Regions from separate parts of the Homo sapiens genome. Here region 1 is linked to region 2. Evidence: chromatin loops called from intact Hi-C (ENCODE). Cell type or tissue: GM12878. All regions are shown on one strand.

The links. Hi-C counts contacts between places; a loop is a spot of excess contacts. Peaks named below come from ENCODE experiments on the same cell type or tissue, not always from the same donor. Only the 100,000 strongest peaks of a DNase experiment are listed, where the experiment ranks them.
Region 1: a loop joins it to region 2, with 3 times the contacts of the local background. A loop is called at or near these places in 5 of 110 quality-filtered maps.

The regions. Positions count from the first base shown.
Region 1 is chr20:20,421,419-20,429,418 of GRCh38, reverse strand. All of the region lies in intron 37 of RALGAPA2 (Ral GTPase activating protein catalytic subunit alpha 2), which reads left to right. Among named protein-coding and RNA genes, the nearest start is that of INSM1, 57 kb to the right of the region's middle. RefSeq lists an enhancer at 2,871-3,030. In GM12878, no CTCF peak of the experiment used is centred here; a DNase peak (open chromatin) is centred at 3,657; H3K27ac peaks cover 261 bases.
Region 2 is chr20:20,368,857-20,376,856 of GRCh38, reverse strand. It overlaps INSM1 (INSM transcriptional repressor 1), which reads right to left. Exons shown (of 1, transcript NM_002196.3): 1 at 5,908-8,000. The coding sequence ends at 7,057. Among named protein-coding and RNA genes, the nearest start is that of INSM1, 4.8 kb to the right of the region's middle. In GM12878, no CTCF peak of the experiment used is centred here; no DNase peak of the experiment used is centred here; H3K4me3 peaks cover 263 bases; H3K27me3 peaks cover 1,142 bases.

The sequences.
Region 1 (8,000 bases), 53 kb before region 2:
TTTGTGCTACTCTTGGTTCTGGGGGGAGAAAGAAGAATCTAATTTATCTATCCTTATTCTTCCTGTTAGCACCAAACAACAATGTTTGTGGATTAATTTAGCACTGAACATTGCAAGCATCTTAAATAAGTTTGAAAGATTAAACTGAGACAGCATAAGGGAGTAGGAAGAGGCCAGCATGTGTAACAGATCGCCCTGGGTTTGAGTTTCAGCCCTGCTCATTGCTAGCTGGGTGGTCTCAGAGCATCACTTTTGTTGCCTGTCTCTGCTTTATCATATGTGGTTTGAGTTTTGCAGGAGGACCCAATGGGCTCTTGGCTACAAAGAGCTTCATGAGTGGCAGCCAACTGCACCAACATTGGGTAGCTTGTTTTTATTTCATAGAGATTGTCTCTTTTATTCTAAGTGAGATGTTGCCCCAACAGAACTCAGGCTAATTATAGTGTAATCTCACTATGATGGGTTTTAGAATCCTCCAATATACTATAATACTCAGTACAACATTTGAATATTATAGGATCAAAGATTTAGAGGAGGGCTGAGATGCAAGGAAGTACTTTCCTTACATCTGAGGAGAGAATAATGGATATGTAGGAGGCACTTAGTAAATATCAGATGGAAGGGTTGGTGAGTAGATGGGTGAATGGGTGGGTGGGTGGGTGGATGGATGGATGGATGGATGGGTGGGTGGGTGAATAGATGGGTGGCAGGCACAATAATGGGAAGAAATGAGGGATTGAGAGAAGATGAACCTGGGCTCTCTGATGTGGATGGGCCACCACATTTGGGATCATGTCCAGCCTCCTGGCCTTGAGACCAGTGATACAATTCTGCCTCACATATGAATTGTGAGGATCATCTCCATGGCTCTTCAAATAAAATACAAAATGGCTCCAAAGGACATTTTCCTCATCTGGGTCATGTCTCATGCCATTAATATAAAACTGCTGATTTAATGGAGCTGCTTTTGATCTATCAAGAAAAGACGTACCGAATTCAATTTGGCTATTTTTTTTTCTAAGAGTAAGTGTCTTAATTTGCAAGAGAATGATTTGATTATAATTTTAAGTAATACTGCAGTTATATTTTTAGTCACGAAGATGATATCAAGTGACTCTATGAGGCTTAAATGTGGAAAGTCCCAGAGAATTGTGTGGGTTGGGAATTTTATCTTTAACAGCACTGGGGGCTGTTTCTGTTATTTGTATATTTTATGAGTTTAGGCAGAATAGATGGGATCTGTTACAAGGAATTTTGCATATAAAATATAAAAGCAGACAGTTTTCATTGAAGAGTAAAGTAGAATTATCCCAGAATATAAAGACATAAAAAGTTAAGATAAACACCCATCATTTTTTTCTGAAATTTTATTTTTAAAGCATGTGTTATTATGAGAGAATTTCTAATTCTGATCTCTCTTCTGACTGCAGCAGACTTTTTAACCTGAATTCCTTCTGCCTTACTCTTAAAAGTTGAAAAGATTTAGGTACTCAGAGGTACCTGCTGAAATGGAGTAGAAATGTTGAATCTGTTGTTCAAATGTCAGATTCAGGAAGGACCAAGTATCTGCTCTGCACTTGATGATATATGTTGTCCAGCTACAAAAGAAAACACCCCTTACAAAAAAAAAAAATCTTTTTTCCCTTGCACAATCCATCCTGGGCCAGATATAGTCATAGCTCAATAGAAAATTGCTTTCCTGTTACTGGCAACCTGTGCGGTCACTGGTATGACAGTGCCTCACGTCAAATTGCAAGCCGAGGGGCCACTGCAGCAGGTGCATGGTAACGGTGCCCAGGAGCACTGGAGGACATGAAGGACACACAAGGCACCCAGTGCTGTACACCACCACTTGAAACGGGGCACCAGGACCAGGGGCAGGAAGACAGCAGCCCCTGGGCTAGCCGGTCGGAGGGAGTTCTAATGAAGGGATGAGTGACAGGGGAAGAGACATCTGCATGAATAAGTGCAGGACGCAGGGCTGATGTGCTGTGCTGCAGACGCTCCCACCCCGCAAGCAGAATGGCACACAGATGGGATTTAGTGAAACTGTCACTCCCGCCTCTGCTCTAACCCACAGGGATTTCTCTCACTGGCTTGTAAGAGCCAAAAATACTTGAAATGCAAGTATTGAAGTTTAATTTGCAGGAGAAAACACAGTAAGTTTTCTTTCACCTGAAGTTGTTGGATAATAGAGTCCCAACTGGAGAGAGTGGAAGAAGGGCTACAATTTACTCCTTCAGCTTTCTATGAAAACAGCAGTGAGTAGATGGAACTGGGTCTTCTGCTAGTTTTGGCCTCACTAGTCTTTTCTCTTGTTGGGAGAATTCTGATCATAAGAGGCAGGGCCGTGACTGAGAGCCAGGCTCTCAAGTCAGGCTGCTGGTAGCATCTGAGAGAGGTGGAACAGAACACTTTTCCTCACTGCTCTTCAATTTCCTCCTCTACAAAAAAATTAGGATAGTACAAACCACAGAAGGAAGTTGTGAGGATTAAATGAGATAGAGCCTATAAAACTTCAACCCATTAAAAGCACTTGATCATTTTCATTGGCATCTTTATTTAAATGTAATCTTTGGTTGATGCAGCATCAGCAGAGGTGCCTGGCCGGGGGCTCACTTATGCTCAGGATGTAGTCTGATTCACCTGCTGCAGACGCCACACCTGAAGGGCTGTCAGAACAGGGACTTTTTCCTTTGAGGTGCATTCGTAAAAGGGCATCCCGTATGCTGTGTGTTGCTGATGATCTCTGAGATTATGTCAGTGACGATGCCTGAACTTCACACTTGAGCCCTGTTGCTTCTTAAGCCTTCCTCTAAGATCATTACAGTGTTTCCCTTCCTCACCCCTAAGCAGAAGCATCACAGGGCTGTATGACCACCTTGTGGGGTTCTCAGCCCAGTGCCCTTCAGCCAGAGACTCGTTAGCAAACAGGTGGCTTCACTACCCCACTCAAACACGTAGACCTTCATCAAGACTCATTATTTTCAACAGAGCTATATGTGTATATTTTTTTCTTTACACAGCCTAGAACCAGATTAGCAGAAGGTGTAGAACAGTACAATTGAGCCTGTTATGAAACCAGAGTAAGTCATTCCAGCAGCCCCTGGGAATTTTCATGACCAATCTTGACAGCAAACATAAAAATTTCAAACCACACTATGTAAGTCACTTATATATACTTCCTGATCATCTTTATTTTTTTTAACCTAACAGTGAACCAAATGTTAGAACAGATGTAAAAGGAGTAAAAGAGTTGCTTTTGCCCTGTGGCTGCTCAAAACTACTTTCCATAACATTAATGAGACCCATATTCTCCACGCTCATCTGGTCATTCTGGTTTGCACAGGACCAGTGTCTGTTGAGGGGCCCAGCCATGCCTACAGATGGAGCAGCTCTTCAGAGTGCTGCAGATAAAGACATGCTCCAGGGCCGTTTGTTGTGATGGCTCAACCCTTGTGTCCACTTAGTGTAGCTTCTTCCTAAGTGAGCCAGTTGCATCACATGCTGTTATTAATAGCCAGAAATCAGTTGCTTTTAATATTAACTGGCCAACATACTTTTGCTACTTCTGATCATGAGGGAGCTTTGTGTTATTAGAATTCCCCCAAATTTCCAGTGAGGTTTCAATAATTGTGGCATTATTTTTTTTGCTCTGATAGGTCTGTGGGGTGTATTGAGTTTCAAGTGTGGGTCAGCAGTAATATTTATCACTCAGGTGTGCTTTGCAACCCAGCGTACCACTCAAGCAGTCTGAATCGGCCAGGAAGGCCGCTTGGCAACCTTCACATCAGCTTCTTTCCTCATTTTGTAAGTCACTTTCATTTGGTAAACCCCTAACTTTTCTTGGAGTTTCTTCTTGACATCTGATAACTTGGTATCAGATGAATATCTTCCTGGAAAACTGAGATGCCTTTAAGCTATTAAAATTATTTCATAGAAGCATAGAAATACTATTTTCTGCTTCCAGAGGTAGTGATATTTATTATTTTAAAACGCACAGAAGAAAAAACAAATAAAGCTAAACTTTTGTAAATACCATGAAAAGGAATTATTTCCCCAAAATTGCTTTCAGAAATGAAAAACGAAGAAAATCTGTACACAACTTGGTGCAAATACTTTGGACCACAAAATTCAGTTGTGTCGTGCCTGAGCCTAGTCTGATTTCACGTGGGCCTAAGAGATTGTTTATAGGTAACAATTAAGAATGTCTCAAAGGAATGGATAACCAGAGTATCTGCTATAGATGTTTTCTTATACTTGTCAGTTTCATTTACTTGTTATCTATCGTATATCATATATCATGATCCTATTTAATTTCTAGAATCAACCTAGATATGAACTATTCTGTAGGCCAAATGAAAGTCGCTTTTGCCTTCAAAATAGAATGGTCGAAGAGTAAACATTGGATAATTCAATTCAAATTATGTTGCACTAAATAGTACCTGTAACGTATTTTATTTAATAATATTTTTTTCTCTTAGAGTCAGTGATGATAGAAACAGAGTTTACAATTCATGTGTGTTGCTCTTTAATTGTCTACTCTTTTTATACTTTGCCACAAACAGGATTTAAGACATTTAGAGGCAGTTCTGCATTTCTTCTTTTTTTTTTTTAATTATACTTTAAGTTTTAGGGTACATGTGCACAACGTGCAGATTAGTTACATATGTATATATGTGCCATGTTGGTGTGCTGCACCCATTAACTCATCATTTAACATTAGGTCAGTTCTGCATTTCTAATTATTTTCCGTTTTGTTGTCACTTCATGGATATTAAATGCCCCAAAAATGTCAGCAGTGGTCCTTTCTATATTAAGGTTGGGAGTACATTTTTTAGCTTCTAACATATGATGTCTTTAGGACGAGTGAAAATCTGTGAAAGAGAAACACGGTTCAAGTGACATTGACTCCCTTCCTCCCAGAAATCAAGTTATTGGCGTCAGCATGGCAGAACTCAGGGCTTCTATTGTTCATATTGATTCGTCACTTTTTCTGTCGTTTTCATCATTGAAGTAGCCTGTTGAATCTTTTCTCACTCAATTTGACAGCACTTTCTCTAGACTTGAAATAGGCTGAATGACGAATTTTCTTGTCACTTACATTTTTACTGATGTGAGACTTTGAGCGACGGTGTCACGGGGCATTTTCTCACTTGGTGATTTGCAGAAGGTGAGGTGCACTGGGAGAATTGGAGAAGATGGAAATGGAAAATGCTATAATTAAGGATGTGCTCCTTCACAAATCAATCCCCTGGGAAGAACTGATTTGAACATTTCTAATAACAGCATAGTCCAAATCCGTTGCATGTGTGGAGCGCCTCGGATTCTAGGAGGGAGACCTTCAGCTCCCTATGCCGGAAGGACATAGGAATATGAGAACAGACCATCTCCAAAAGTCTGTAATTTAATAGCCTGAAGAAAATCTTTTTCTCATTTCCATTTGCTCTTATCATTTCCTCAGAATTATTCTTAAACTTGGTTATATGGTATTTTCTTCTTTTTGAGCAGTAGTGGACTGTTTCTCTCCAGGAGTGTATCATTAGGGTTTGAAACTTAATCTAATATCTTATACCTCCATGTGTTTAATTTCCTTTTCCAAAACATCCATTTTATTTGGTTACATTGTTGAGTAAAGTCATCCTCTTTACCTGTTACCAGGCTGTGACATTTACTTTCAATGATTCATTTATTTGTGGCCTTAAACAGTCCTAGAATTTAAATTTACATTATATTGAAAGAGAGATAAAATCTTGTGAAAATGATGTATGGCTTTAGGATGTAACTGGCATCTGTTCCTGTCTTGCTCATTATGGAATTTTATCCATTTGTTTAGTTATTAAATGCGACCTGAGCCCACCTGTGGAGCATGTGCCTTTGAGGCAGGTACCAGGGAAGTGCATGGGAGCTGAGGCTCTGCAGGAACCCTGCTGCTCCTCCTTCCAGATGCTTCTCCCTAGGATCTGGGAAATGGCTGTCTCCCGCTCCCTCCATATCCCTTGACTGTTCTTTCACTTCTGCCCACCCTCTGGTGGGGGTGGGGGTGGTTCCCTAACATTGCATTCTCCCCTTTTCTCCTTCAAGCTCATCTCCAAACCCATGACTCAGCTCTTCAGCTCTGGCCAGGCCTCTCTGCTGAGTCCCAGTCAGCACTTCCCTGAAGTTGTCCCCCAGGAATCCCTTGGGCTCTTCAGACTCCTCCACTCAACCCTGCCCTCCTCCTCAGGTCCCTTTTTGTCCCACCCTCCTGGTCACTTACACCTTGATCCCAGGGTTATGTCCAGAATCCATCTCCATCTCTTACCATTGGTGAGCACCCCAAGTCCAGCTGGGTCTGCCCTGCATTGTGCCGCTTCCTCCCCTGCATTGTCTCCCTGCCCCATTATCTCTCAGGCATAGATCAGGTCCTGCTGTTCATCTGTTTTAAAACCTTCGGAGATTCCAAGTTGCCACAGGCTGGTGTTGCTTCTTCCCTTCTGTAACCAGCCCATTGCAGTCTGACGAAGACCCACTCCTCATTCCCATGAATCGCTCCACCCACCAGCTTCCTAGAGCTCGTTGTCCACTTGTCTTTCCATATAAGCTGTGAATGCTGTGAAGGACAAGACTATGTCTTTTTCATCCTCCAGCTGCTAGAACAGTCGCGGCACATGGTCTTCTGCTCTTCCTGTGTCTTCCATGCTTAAATGATTCAGCCACTATCTGCCTGGAGGGCTTTTGCTGTGCCAGGCCATCCTGCCATTTGTTCTCTCATGTGTTCAGTGAAGATCTTTTTATTAGCAGGCCTTCCTCACAGTACATAGTGTGCACTGCGTACCACTAGGCATTTTGGGGGGCATTTTTTTTTTGAGACAGGGTCTCATTCTGTCGCCCAGACTGGAGTGCAATGCCATGATCAGAACTCACTGCAGCCTCAACTTCCCAGGCTCAAGCGATCCTCTCACCTCAGCCTCCTGACCAGCTGGAACCACAGGCACGTGCCATTAGAGACAGGGTCTCACTATGTTGCCCAGGCTAGTCTCAAACTCCTGGCCCCAAGCGATTTTCCCACCTTAGTCTCCAAAGTGCTGGGGATTACAGGGGTGAGCCATTGCACCCAGCCTGGGGGCATTTATTTTATTGAGATATAATTCACAGACCATAGCGTTCACCCTTTTAAAATGTATAATACAATGGTTTTTTGTATATTCACTGAGTTATGCAACCATTGCCACTTCCAATTCCACAACATTTTTATCACCCCAAAAAGAAACTGAATGCCCATTAACTGTCATGCCACATTCTCCCCTGCCTCTGGCCCCAAGCAGCCACTGATTTCCTTTCTGTCTGTATTAATTTGCTTATTCTGGACATTTATATTAATGAAGTCCCACGATATATGGGCTTTGGCATCTGACTTCTTTCACTTAGCATAGTGTTTGCAAAGTCCATCCGTGTCACAGCAGGTATCAATACTTCATTCCTTTTTATGGCTGAATAATATTTTATTATATGTTATATTACATTTTGTTTATCCATTCATCAGTTTGCAGGCAAGGGGGTTGTTTCTGGTTTTTGGCTGTAAATAATAATGCTCCTATGAACATTTGTTGGCAAGTTTTTATGTGAACATATATTTTCAGTTCTCTTGGGTATTGAACTTCTAGGAGTAGAATTGCTGGATAATATGTTAACTTTTTGAGGAACTGCCAAACTGTTTTCCACAGTGGCTGCACTTTGTTTGTTTGTTTGTTTGTTTGTTTATTTTTGAGACAGAGTTTCGCTCTTGTTGCCCAGGCTGGAATGCAATGGTGTGATCTTGGCTCACTGCAACCTCCGCCTCCCGGGTTCAAGCAATTCTCCTGCCTCAGCCTCCCGAGTAGCTGGGGTTACAGGCATGGACCATCACACCCAGCTAATTTTGTATTTTTAGTAGAGACAGGGTTTCTCCACGTTGGTCAGGCTGGTCTCGAACTCCTGACCTCAGGTGATCCGCCCACCTCAGCCTTCCAAAGTGCTGG
Region 2 (8,000 bases):
ATACTGCAATGATGGCAGTAATTCTGGAATCCCAATATAATCTTAGAATGTAAGGTCACATTTACTGCTACAAATAAGTTAAGGTAGGTCTAATATGCATTTAATTGTTTTTTGTCCTTTTTAATCTGAATTACCAAATTTTGAAAATACTGAGGGGAAAACATGGTTTTCTCTGTGATTAACAGAACAAAAAACATAATGTTTCAAAAGACACAATAAAGATCTATTCCAAACGTGAGGAAAACAGAATGTGTTCCTTTATGGTATAAAATATTTGATGAAATCTAACATGATTCTGTTCCAAATTGGGCACCCAGATTTGATTGATCCAGCCGCCTTTGTCCTGGGCAGTCTCAACCTGATCATTCTCATGCGCACCTTTCCTATTGGTTTCTGCCCATCTCCTAATAACAATCTCCTTGTAGCTGTACTCATAAAATGGTAAAGGCTCGTTTTACATACTGTAGTTGATAAATAGCAGTAGAAAAGAACTGCAATCGATTGATGTTACAAGCTTTTAAATGGCAACACTGGACACATGTGTTACAGCCTAACTTCCCCATCCTTTTCTGTTCTTTATGCTGGGAGGAAACTGTAGCCTGATGTTTTTTCCTCCTGTGGAAAGCGCCCTCCTCTAAAACCCACCCTTCCATGCTGTAACGCCTCCTCTGCATCCTATCAGATTTGACACATAATAGCCTCTTGGCTCCCTCTCTTCATCCTGTCACCGTCAGGTGTGACTGTCACCTGGCTGTGGTGTTTGAGAAGGGGGCATTGCATCAGGGCCCTGGTCTTGCACAACAGAGACGAAGCAGATGTTGCATTCAAATAAAAGGCCCTTCTTTGACGAGTGAAAGAGAAGAAGAATGAATTCAGGTTGACGTTGCCAGCATTATTGTCTCCCTGCTGCGCAATGCTTGGTCTGCTGGTTCAAACCACAGGGAAGGAGCAGGGGACGCCTGGGTTCTGATGAAGGGGAGGCAGCTCTGGGAAACTAGAGGCAAATTGTGCAAATAAGCTTCTCATAGACATTGGGGGAGCTGCAGGGCGTGCACATGGCATGCTGGAAACAGGCTCTCAGTAATCATGCCTTTGAATGTGTCCTGCTGGCAGTGAACATTCTGTAAGTTTCGTTTCAATGCGGTGAATGTTGAATGTTCTAAGGATGGTTTGTCTCCGTGGTGTGAGCTTATGCGAGGAACTAGAGAAAAAACGTTAGTGCTGATGCTTGTGTGGAAATACCACCAGGAAGACCACACAGGATAGAAATCTTCAAACAAGACAAACACGAAGGCGATCACCCCAGAACCCATCTGCTCAGCATATACACTGCCAGAAGGAAGCAGCAGGTCCTGGACATTCCACTTTCCAGATGCTACACAGCAAGCCCACAATCCAAGTATGCGGGGTACAAATGATGACGGTAGGGGCTTAAGATACGAAGGAGTGTGTTTGGGTTAGTGAAAACGTGTTAACTGACTCCATATCATATGCTCAAAGGTGCTCTGTGATTCTGAGAAGCATATCAAGCCTTAATAATGACCAAAAAGTAGTTGTGATTGGTAAATTTGTAAGCCAGTTTGATTATCTCATCTAGCTATGAGAAATCAATTCCCTTCACCCCAAAGGTCCATCGCACATCCCTTGCTGGGTTGACCCTTCTCATGAGGCTCTGTGACTTTCAAAACCCAATGTGGCCTGTGTTAATTTCCTCCTGCAGGTCCTCATGAGGGATGTGTCCAAAGAAGCAGGACTCAATCATCTTCAGAAAATCCTCTTGCCTGGGAAGTTGCCCTGATGACACCAAAACCTGTAGCTGGTTGTTTGCAAAAGGTGAGGGGATGTTGAAAAGTATTGATCTGTTTCCTTAGCAGTGTCAGAAGGAGGCTGTAGTTCCCCAGTCCCTAGTCATCGAGATCACTGGGCAAGCAGGTGCCATCCATCTCTGGTCCCTTCTTCCTGAAGAGTCAACATACCTGGCCTCACTTGGAAACCTTAGCTGATGAAGGTGCGAGGGGACACGAGGAACTCTAGGCTGCAGCCCTTCAGAGGATGGTCTTCTGGCTCTGCATGTTTGTGAAGAGTTCTTTATTCTAGGATCACTGGGCTCTTGGGGGACTTGTGACCAGGTCTCCTTAAGTTATAGAGCCACCTCCACTGCTGAACTTGTCTTTGTGTTGCTGATGTGCCTGCTAGTGACAATTGCCATATTAGAACCCAGGAGTCATGAGTTCACCAGACTTTCCCTATGAGTATTGGTCATTTAATGTTGCAGGCAGGCAGTAGAGAAACGATGTTTCTCCAATAGATATGATGGGATGGAACTTGAAGATGCCTTCAGCTGCTATCTTTCCCGCCTGGGTGGGATTTTGGGGCTATTTGGGGTTGTGTTGCCAAAAGACCCATGAGATGTTTCCATCATTGAAGATGAGAAGCTGAGTGTCTTTAGGTCGCCACTTTGAACTCCCCGCTTTGGTACCTCCTTGACGATTAAATGGAATCAAGATCCCTGCATGTTGCTATTCAGTTGGTTCTCACACTGGTATGTTTTGCCACCTGTGGATTTCTCTCTACAACTCAGTTTCCTCTTCGATCTCTAAATTCCATCGTCTGTAACTTTAACTACCAGAGCATTACAAATTCCTTTAGTCTGACCATCAAAGAACCGTAACTAATTCTAGCTCTGTAAGAAGCTAACTGGGGGACTCATCTTATCCCATATATGATTCCATAGACTTCGCCTTGGGTCTATTTGCCAGAAAATTTTTCTACAAGACCTGAATGTCCGTTCTGCAAAAAGCAAGTTTCGCTCAAAGTAACCCTGCCACAGGCCAGTGGGTATGTAACGAATCCTCAATGCCATGGAACAGTACTTCTGGCAAAGAGGAGTGCCCCTGTCTAAGCGAAAAATGCAGGTCCCTCTGGGCTCCTCACTGCCCTTCATCTCCTGGGCTCAGGAATCTTTCCCAAATGTCCCACAAAGGCTCCAGAGACCCTCAGGGCATCTGCCAGGAGTATGATCTCTGGTTTACAGATGAGGAGACTGACGCTTTCAGGAAGTCAACTGACTCAACTTCAGAAAGCCCAACCTTATATGAGGCCCCTGTCTCTTTTGCAAGACAGTTGATACATGAAGAATTCCTGTAGTGTTATCAGGTCACTCAGGGTGGTTAGGAGACGCTTCTGCTTTGTTTTGAAGACTCTGTGGATGGCTGTGGAGTTCAGCCCAACTGGGGGAGGAGATAGCTACTCACAGAGCAAAGGGAAGCTGATGAGAAATGTCACACCCTCCTCGGCAGCATCTGGGCACGGACGTGCTAGGCGCATCCACCTGTGGCTAGTGTTGCCCTGGCCGATGTTGCACACCCAGGTCTCTGCAGGACCCCAACATGCCGACAGGTGCCCTTGTGCAGCTGGAGTCCAGCCAGGCTCCTGGCTTCATTTCTGCTCTGCAAGATCTGGGTACTCCCAGATTGAACCCAGTGACAGGCCCAGGATCAGCTGAAAGGTGCGATCACTTAGTCCATGGTGCTACACAGAAGGAAGGCGTGCCTCGAAGCACAGGCCTCCGAGTGAGTCACACAAGTCAAACTCTTGCCAGTACAACGTGCCTGCTCCGAGGGCGGCAAGAACCCCAGCGTTTCCAGGCCTCCAGGGAAAAAGCAAAGCAGGCAACAGGGGAAGCTGCTTCGAGAGGACATAGTAACTCTGGAGAAAGGGCTCAACCAGCGTGGCGTGCAGCTGTTCTAGCCACAGGCTCATTGTGGAACCAAAGGAATGCTGAACAGCCTTTTGCTTTTTATTATACCACATTTGTATGGAAGTAGAGAAGGGTGAAGGCACTGGCAAAAATCAAATCTCTTCCTTTATTTCTTCCCTCTTTTAGCTCCTCCCTCCTTAACCTTACTACTTTTCCTGACCCCCTGGGCCTCTCACCACCAAATCCTTGCTGTGGGATGGTAGGGAATTCTCGGGCAGTTTCCACGGATGGCCTTCCCAGCTTGCAGCAGCCCCAGAACACACGGAATGCCTACAGCCTCCTTCACAGATTTGTTAAAAAGTGTGTGCGTTTCAACGTGATGTTCTCGAATGGGAACCTTGTGAACGTATTATCCAGGGAGGCAAGCAAAAGGGGAGAGAGCCTGATTCCCTTCCTATATTCTGCTAACTCATATTGTGTTACCGTGATAAAAATTGACCAAGTTTTTCTATTTCTACGCTGTTTCATTGCCTTCAACTCCATTTACTATACAGTTTCATTTAATATCTCACATAGATGTTTCGGGTTCCATTTATTCCATTGAAATAAATTTATACAGGGGATGAAGGAACATGTTTGTGAACAACCAAATTATATTTACCCTCATGAAGGTGGATCTTAGATGAATTCATGTTTTTGTGATTACAGACGAGAACCACAGTGAGCCCAACATAGTTACAAGCTACCATTCCTGCAGACGAGTCTGGACTCCCCATGTGCGGCCAATCTTCCAGTTTTTAAGGAAACTTTATTGCCACAGAACGTGCATACACTGACCCTCAGTTTGGGGTATCTTTTAATGTTTGGTGTAACTCAGAGAGAATATTTTCAATGCTCCCATTCTCCAGTATTACTGTTGCAGGAGGGGAGAAGCAGCAGCCATCAACCCACACATTTGAGTTTTTCTTTGTTTCGTTTAAAGTTTTTAGGATGTTATAAATGCTGCTCTGTCCCTGTGCTTTCCTATTGTACCAGCCCTGAGCTTTTTGTTCTTTTATTTTCCAAACTGGTAAAATATGTAGTCATCAGTGATAAAAAGCTCCATGCAATTTGTCCTGGAGGCAACTTACCTGTAGAGGTTTCTCCTTCATTGTTATTCGAAGGCTGTTTCCAGACCCTCACAAAGGGAGGAATATTCCACATTCCTGCTAGCTGAGCCTGCTAGCTAAACCCCGTCCCACAGAAAACTTGAGGCTCACAATCTGAAAATGATCTCTTTCCTCAGTTTGTCCTTCCAAGTTCCTCATGGACTGCCCTTCCCAGCCTCATTCCAGCTCTTCTTTGGAGATGCAAATCCCTTTACTGTGCAGATTTCTAAAATCTCTTTGGCAGGCAAATGTTAGCTTTAGCGGACCTCAGGAAAAAAAAAAAGGCAGCAAAAACACACAAAAGGAAGGGAACACACACATGCACAATTGTGAGATTTAGCACAGCTCCTTCATGAGATGTTTCCAAGACAGAGGAAAACAACCCAAAATATTCACTGGTGAGAGTCAGAATTGTTCTTGAAAGAGCTGAGTGACACATAATGGAAAACATTGTAATTACCTGTTATTAAATTTAATACCCCAAACAGATGGTGTTCCATTTTCCCCCCAAACAGACTGCTCACCTGATTGGAAAATTATTTCTAAGCCCTTGCCCCCAGTTGCTTAACTTCCCATTGCATCCAAATGTGAATCGGGTTGCTGCCCGTGCTTTGCAAATCTGACGGTAAAGTCATTTCTCCTTTCTTGTCGTGAACAAAAACTACCCACTTTATTTATCTGAGGAATTACTATCACCCTGAGCCCCAAATTTTTGGGAATGAAGGACTTGCTAAATGAAAGTGCAGTGCAAAGAACAGCTTCTTAGGGACACTGATCTAGATTTCTCTGAAAAGATGCCCAGGGCCTTCATTCTAACCCGCCTCCTGGCACATTACTAAGGACCCCAACAAGGCTTGTTTCAGCCAGCCGCTACCAAGGCTATACCCTCAGGCTGCCAGAAGGGCAGAGTTCCGCAGCTGAGGTTCAGCTCTGAAAACCCACCATCCTGGTGGTTCCCTTTTTCCTAATAAAAAATAAAGTTACATTTTAAGAAACCATCAGAAGCTCTATTTTAAATTCGTCCTGAAAGCATGTGATGCAGAAATCAGGCCACCACACTTTGACTTTGAAAATATTTTATTTGAATAGTAAATAGTTATACAGTTGAAACAGTTCTATTGAAGCTTTCTATAAATAGCTAACAATTAAGAAAATAATGTATGTAGAAAAGAGATTGCATTTAAAAGTAAGAGCTGTCGGTTGTACAAGGGCCCTGGGGACCCTCGAAGCAGAATAAATGATAGGTTGTCTGTAATTCACTCAGATAGGTATAAAAGTTAAAACTTTAAGCAGATCCCTTTAGAAAAAGGCTCTCTTCTAAAACGCACAGTGGAATGTCAAGAGTGGCAGGGTGGGGAGGGGGCAGCGCGCCAAAAAAATCTGCAATCAAATAATATCATAATCTTCATAATTAATATAAATAAATAAAGAATAAATAACAATTACTCATAAATCAACATATACATTTAGAGGGAACTGATAGTCCTACCTCAACAAAGATGATCAAACCAAAAAGTCTTACGTGAAACACTGAGGCAGTTACTACAGCATCTTCGGAACACTCCCTTCCCTCCCCCCACAAAACAATCCCAGACAACAGTTCAAGGCATTTGTGGCTATACTAAAGAAAACTCTTTTTTAAGCAATTTGATTTGTTCACATACAAAAAGGTAAAGCCAGACTCCAGCAGTTCACAAGCCATAATAAAGCTAATCGTGTGGGAAGTTCAATTTACAGCCTGTGAAATATAAAGGCATTTATTCCTCAAGATTCACCCAAAACAACCCGTACGCTACATACATAGAGAGCAGAGATTGGTAGGCGAGGCGAGACCAGACCGCATTTCTAGACCATGAACACAGCGAATACTAGCAAGAAAAAAAGCTTCTCCCCGCCAAGGGGAGGCTTCCAACCACGAGACAAACGCGTACAGCTTTTCTCCCTTGTACAGAAAGAGACTGACTCCTGTTGCGCCATGGGGGAGGCGGAGGGACACAACGTAAAAGTGGGGGTTCCAAAAGGAGTCAAAAGGAGAGTATGGGGTTACCGTCACGCCACACCGAGAGAAGCGGAGACGACACTTTCACCCGGTGGGGGCGGGGGCGAGGCTCCCCCAGCGCGGACTCGGGTTCGGGGAGTGCAGGGCGCACTCTCTTTGTGGGTCTCCAAGCGAAGGCACAGTTCGGGGGCCGGGGTGGAGGGCGCGCTCTAGCAGGCCGGGCGCACGGGCACCTGCAGGAGGATCACCTGTCTGTTTTCGGATGGGTGGCACTTGTTGATGTGCCGCGTAAGGCCGGGCGAGCTGTAGAAGGTGGCCGGGCAGTACTTGCAGGGGAACACCTGGGCGGCGTGCAGCAGGCGCAGGTGGCGCTCCTGAGCGCCCTTGCTGGCGAACGACTCTCCGCACACTGGGCACAGGTGGCACTCGGCGGACGCACTCAGGCCCAGCACGCCGGCCCCCTCGCCGTCGCCGGCCGCCTCCTGGGGCGCCTTCTCGTCGGGCCCGGGGTACAAGGCCAGTAGGTCCTCGGCCGGGGGCGCTAGCGGCGCGCCCTTGGCCTGCAGCGCCTGGTGGTGCGCCAGCAGGTGCTTGCGTAGGTAGGCCTGGCGGCGGAACTTCTTGGCGCAGTGATGGCACTCGTAGAGCCCGTCCTCGGAGCCCGACTCGGACACGCCGCCGGGGCTCGGCGTGTCCCGGTCGCTGCCGCCGCCGGGTGCCTCCCGCGCCTCAGCCCTGGCTGCTGCTTCTGGCTCCGGCGCGCGGGCGGCGGCGGGCGCGGGCCGCGGTTTGTGCCAGCGGCGGTGCGAGGCCAGGTTGGCCGGGCAGCTGAAGACCTTGGCGCACTCGGGACAGCGGTACTCCACACGCACGATGCGCGAGCATTTGTGCTGCGCCAGCGCGAACGGGTCGGCGTACTCCTCCTTGCACAGCTGGCAGATGAACTCGCCCAGCGGCCGCGCCGCGCCCCCCGCGCGGCCCCGCGGCGCCTCCACCGGGCCCTCCTTGATCTTGAGCCCCAGCACGGGCGACGTGGTCACCTCGTCCTCGAAGTGCAGCTTGCGGATGGCCTTGGGCTTCTTGGCGCCCGGGGCCTTGACTGCCTTGGCGGGCGGCTCCGCGGCGGTAGGGGGCGGGGGCCGCTTTCCCGGGG